Linked DNA regions of Homo sapiens: region 1 is linked to region 2. A link is a loop called in an ENCODE intact Hi-C map of the cell type or tissue named here. Cell type or tissue: mammary epithelial cell. All regions are shown on one strand. Each heading gives the region's core, and the rest is flanking DNA. Links, peaks and the distances in the headings are about the cores only. Region 1 overlaps GCOM1 (GCOM1, MYZAP-POLR2M combined locus). Region 2 holds the start of LOC105370834 (a long non-coding RNA gene).

Region 1 (2,802 bases), core at 237-2,736, 92 kb before region 2:
TGCTTTGGTTTAGGACTCATTTGCTTTTTTCTCCTATTTGTGTTAGGTATCAGCAGTTGGAGGAGGCATCAGCCAGCCTCCGTGAGCGGATCAGACACCTAGATGACATGGTGCATTGCCAGCAGAAGAAAGTCAAGCAGATGGTCGAGGAGGTAAGCATCTGCAAAAGGTCACAGGCCTGGGATTGCTTCCTGTGGTGGGGAAGCATCCCCAGAACAAGTCTGCCTTGCCCCTCCATTTCCTGTGGCTCACAAGCCGAGGTGCTCAGGCCACTGCCATCTAGGCCCAGAGTGGGATTTCCCCACATGTCCCCCATGGACTGATGACGATGATGCCCCTAAAAGAGGGGTTTCCTCAGGTCAAAGGGTTACAGTTAAGAAAGCTGGAAAGTGCAGTTCATAAGCTCACCCACTGTGAAAGGACAGTGATAGCCTGAGTGGGTACCCACAGCTCAGGGGACCCAAGGGGGTGATGGGCAGGGTGAATTTAGCCCAGGTCCCTGCACTGCCTCCACAGCCGTCTGTCTGTCTCTCTCTCTCTCTCTCAGCTACCATTCTTGTCCTTTATCGTTTTCTGGGTGTGTCTTTCATTCCCTTTCCTTGTCTGTTTCTCTCTTTTTTCTCCCTCCTTCCTCGTTCTCTTCTCCCACTCCTGCTTCTTCTTCCTTTTCCTTTGCCACCATCCTTTCTCTCCTAACTGTCTCTGTAACAGGAAACCAAGCTATACATTTACTGTTTGGGCATAGTTTACTATTCTCTTTTTTCTAAATGAGAAAACGGGTAAGTTGAACATTTCTATTTCTCTAAGAGGAACAAAATTTGTTTTAACTTGTGTCAATATAATCCGCCTCTCTTGTGGTGATGTTCCAAAGAAGAAAGTCCGTGCTCTGTAAAGCTAATCACATATTATTGTAGTTTTCTTCTTGCTCAATTAAAAAATCCGATTGAAAAATCTGATAGAAAAAGAGCAGTTAGTACTAACAGGGTTATAAGAATTCCCTTGAGTCTAATTCTCTAACCTGCAAAGAAAAAAAAAGGTTTCAATTTAATCAAACATTTGGTTGGCAGTGGAAAAATGAAAACACATTTTCCTTATATTAAGTACTACTTTAAAAAGTTATGTTTTATTAATGAATTATTAAAATTAAAAGCATATCTACTTCTAAGAAATAATTCATGTACATGACAGACAAATGGAAGATTAAAATATATCTATTTTATTAATCTCTAAGATATTGGGGATATTAATGTTGGGGAGTTAAGGTCAGAGAATTGTGAGTATGGGAAGGGACATCTTTTTTTATTGTGTGTAGGATAAACATACACATTAGATAAAAGTTTGTCCGCAAATGAGAAGTGCAGTTATACTGTGTTGAATCATGTACATCTTATATTGGTTCACACACAAGTTTCTGGGGAGCAGTGGAATAGCAGAGGAGGCCACGCACGCATCTTTGCAATCGTTTTGTGCATCCAGGCAGGAGCACTGCCCATAACAGTAATGCGGAGGGAGATCCTGCCCTATCGTCAACACTAGGTAGATGTCAGGAGTGTATTTTCCAAGGAAAAGCATCACTTTGCCACAGTTAGCATCTCAGTGAGCCTTGGCCGTCGGGGCATAGTTTTTCTGCTTTTGAATTTCACACGCACGAAGTCTGGGGCAAGGGCATCCCTTATTTTCCCCTATGCGAGTCTCTAACTGTGAGCACTACATTTCTCCCACCTCACCACAGGGGGGTGTCTGTGTCATTCTTGTATCTAATCGTTAGAGAACTATTGAACAAAACCTCATACTGGTTGGCTTCTGATTCACTTAAACCCTTACCTGTAAGAGGTTAAGGCTGTACCAGAATCAGAGACATTGTTTTTTTAAAAGACATTTTCAAAGAAGTTTAGAATTCTCTGTTTCCTAACTTACTTCCAGAATATAACAAACCTACCAATTTGAAGAGAGTGAAGGAGTACACATACGTACACACATATACATATGTGCATATGTATATGTGTATTTATACATGTGTATACATATGTATATGTGTGTGTGTAGGGATGCATATAAAGATCACTGTCCATGCTTTGCTTTTTTCTACCTGTGATTTCATATCTTCCAGATAAGCTTCTCTAAGCTTTGATGTGGTCTGTGGTCTGGAAGGCCCAGTCGTTGGAAAGAAATCACCAGCTAAAATTTAGGATGCCATCAGAGTTAGCACCCCCTAGGGGCTGGCTGGGTTTCCACAGTGAATGTAGACCACCACCACCACCAGCAACAAAAAGAGAGAGAGACACTTTTTATTCCTAATAATTTTTACTGCCTGATTTAGAAAGTTTGTGTTTGCCCAGCATACTACATTAACTTACATAAGAAAAAAAGGATAGCCTAGAATCTCATTTGCTATAGCCATTTATGTGAATATTTTTTTTAAAAGTTAGAAACATGGTCAAGGGGCATGGACAGGTGAGCACCTTCAGAAGAGCAAGACCAGGTTGGAAAGGAGTTGAGAACCTGAGTAATTCAGGGAACTGGGGAAGACATGCCCAAGGAGAGATGGGAGCTGAATTCACATCTTAGAAAACATGAGGGAATATGTCTTTGTTTTGTATTGTGAAGCAAGGCCAGGCCAGAACCACTGGGTGACACTTTCAAAGAGGCAAATTGCAGCTCTTCATTCACAACAAAGAAAACATTTCTAATACTGGCTGCACTGGTAAGGCATTTAGCTCTTCATCATGGTTACGTTCTTTACAAAGTAAGAAGTTGATTTAGAAGTTCTCTAGTGTTCCTCCACAAATTCTGTGTTCTGTA
Region 2 (2,802 bases), core at 130-2,629:
GAACATTAGTGAGCACTCACTGTATACATGCCAGACACATCAAGTACCTGAGTTCATATTCAGGTGCCCAGCATATTGTAAGCCCCTGGCAAACAGTACTTATTATTAGTGGATGTGTCCAAGGTCACCCAGCTGTCACAACCAGGACAGAACCCAGATCTCCTGACTCTTGGGCCAATGCTTCTTCTGTAATAGGTCCCTCCTGCATGTACCTAAATATGTCTTCTTTTCATGATGGCCATAGTAATTTCATGCAATGAAACAAAATTTGTGCTGCACAAAAGAAATGCTATTTTGCCTCATCATCTGAAAGGAAGAGCTGTGAGTTGTCTGAAATTCATTCACACTCTCTCAGGCAGACCCTGTGTGACCAAAGTCATTAATTTGTGGGACAGGCTGGGGCAGGAGAGGCTGGGCACAGCTCCCTGCTGCATACAGCTAATTGGCCTCTGCGGCCCCACGTTCCAGTCCCAGCATCTGCTGACATGGCATTCCTAAGAAGAGGGGAGAGGCCAGATACTATCATTTTAAAGAGGACAAAGTGAAGGACAGAGAGATTAGCTGATCTGCCCCCTTAATTATGCGGTGAGCTCGCAATGGAGCCAAGGATTGAATCCAGATTTCTCAAGTCCCAGATGGGTTTTTTCATCAGGAGGTCCTGCCACATTCCTTCTCTTGGAACCGCCCCCTCTCTGGATCCCAGAAACACATACCTGGGTTGAGTTCGTGAGTTTGTGTGTGTCTCTGTTCCCTTCATGTTATCTTGATTCTTAAAAAGAAAGGAAAAAAATGCACTTACCCTTAGAAAATGATCACTTAATTGAGATTAGTAGGAGGATGCACACATTTCTTAAATGCTTTTTTTTTTTTTTTTTTTTGATACAGGGTCTTCTGCTTTGCAGCCCAGACTGGAGTGCAATGGTGTGATCATAGCTCACTGCATCCTGAAACTCCTGGGCTCAAGCAATCTTTCTGCCTCAGCCTCCTGAGTAGCTGGGACTGCAGGAACAAGCTACCACACCAGGGTAATTAATTTTTTTTTTTTTTTTGATAGAGACAGGGTTTTGCTCTGTTGCGCAGGCTGGTGCTGAACTCCTGGGCTCAAGTGATCTTTCCACCACAGCCTCCCAAAGTGCTGGGATGATGGTCCTGAGCCACTGCATCTGGCCTAACTGCTTTTAACCACCTTTATTTTTCAAGAATTTTTGGCTTGACACATCCAGAGCCCAAACAGAAGAGGTCTTCAGATTTGACCCACGCATTTCTTGCCAGAAGAATTTATATATGAAGGCGTTGTGCAAGTTATTAATGTTAAAAGGAATTTCCTCCTCCAGTAAAAAATCTGAAATAAAATTAATATTGGCACAATCTGAGACTAAGAAGAGACACTGGCCATCCAGGAGTTTCCATAGGCCACGCTCCAATGTGAGCTTTCACCACTAGAGGGCGTGATCTGAATTGTGCACTCAGCGTTTCTTCCAAGAGTAATCGTTCCCAACAAGGTAATTTACCAAAGAATTACTTACTGTCGACTTTAGATACATATCCCAATTATGTCTCCCCTCCCAACTAAATTCTAGATTTAAAAAGTATGGACAATATAAGAAACAAAGCAATTTGCAAACGTTTATCTAACTGACCACATTGTTTCTATTTTGGTTACTCTTTTTGGGAAACCGCCAAAGTAAATACCCTCCTGTGAGTTGGCTTGGGGTCATCCGGCCTGGTCTCCTCTGCCCAGCCCCTTTATCTCAGCCTGGATCTTCTTTGGAAACAGAAATCATTTTCTCTTCCATCTTCTGGTGTTGAGGTTTAGTCATTCTTTCCTTCAAAGAGCTGAGAAGTCCTTTAAAAGCAAGACACAGCTTGTTGGTTGGTTCATTTGGTCATTCATTCATTCCATGGATGTTCACGAACATGAACATACCATGTGATAGACTGTAGAGCTAATTCCTTGACCTCTTAAAATGAACAGTGTAGGGGGAAACCGTAATAGTTAAAAATAGGGAAATGTACTGAAGGGTGCTATGGAAGCATGAATTCTACTTGCCCCTGCTCACCTTCACAAAGGTAACTGATCATCCATACTCAAAAGAGACCACACAGTGCTAGAATTCTCATGGCACATCACCAGGTAATGCTGCATTACCTCCACTGTTGGCTTTAAAAGTGTATTTCCTTTAGGCTAAACTTGTAGTAAAAATAAATCTATTAGCAGGAGAGCAACAAAAGTGCTCTGAGGAGAAAAGTCCTGGGCTATTGGGCTAGGAATCAAGATATATTGGGTGGTGGGGAAGGGGGTGGGAGGGGAGGTTACAGCTTGAGGGGGTGGGGCAGAATTCTTGCTTTGCTGTTAGCAAATTGAGTGCTTGGCCAAGTCAGTTGACTTCTTGGGATTTGCATTGTCCAGTTTCTAAAATGAAGGAGTTGAACCTGGTCAACGTGTTCCAAAATGTGTCTCTTAAAACAGAAATCTTGAGAAAAATGGAATTTGGGGATCAGATGGGTTTCGGAAATATAGCGTAATATCTGCCCCTTTTCACCCACTCTCCCATGGTAATTCCAAATCACCTGAGCTTATTAAAGGTTTGAGAGGTCCTAGAGTAAAAAGCCTGCTTAACTTTATTTAATTCAGTGTTTCCCAAATGTATTTGCCTGGAGATTCAGTTTTATGTGATAGCTATTAATGTAGAAATGCTGGACTAGATATTCATTGAAAAGCCGATAAACATTTATTGAATGACTACTTTGCGCTAGGAAGCCACCTCTCTGGCTGTATTACATGAGTCTGTGAATTTTATG

What was found. A loop is a pair of places that touch in the nucleus more often than their neighbours do. Peaks named below come from ENCODE experiments on the same cell type or tissue, not always from the same donor. Only the 100,000 strongest peaks of a DNase experiment are listed, where the experiment ranks them.
Region 1: it touches region 2 in a loop (3.0-fold over the local background); 3 of 110 quality-filtered maps call a loop at or near these places.

What each region holds. Positions count from the first base shown.
Region 1 is chr15:57,639,394-57,642,195 of GRCh38, forward strand. GCOM1 (GCOM1, MYZAP-POLR2M combined locus) reads left to right here. Exons shown (of 17, transcript NR_104371.3): 10 at 47-152. MYZAP (myocardial zonula adherens protein) reads left to right here. Exons shown (of 13, transcript NM_001018100.5): 10 at 47-152. Among named protein-coding and RNA genes, the nearest start is that of MYZAP, 49 kb to the left of the region's middle. In mammary epithelial cell, for the core only: a CTCF peak has its summit at 1,734; no DNase peak of the experiment used is centred there.
Region 2 is chr15:57,731,277-57,734,078 of GRCh38, forward strand. It overlaps LOC105370834 (a long non-coding RNA gene), which reads left to right and starts at 1,135. Exons shown (of 6, transcript XR_001751554.3): 1 at 1,135-1,502. In mammary epithelial cell, for the core only: a CTCF peak has its summit at 1,440 (motif pointing right); no DNase peak of the experiment used is centred there.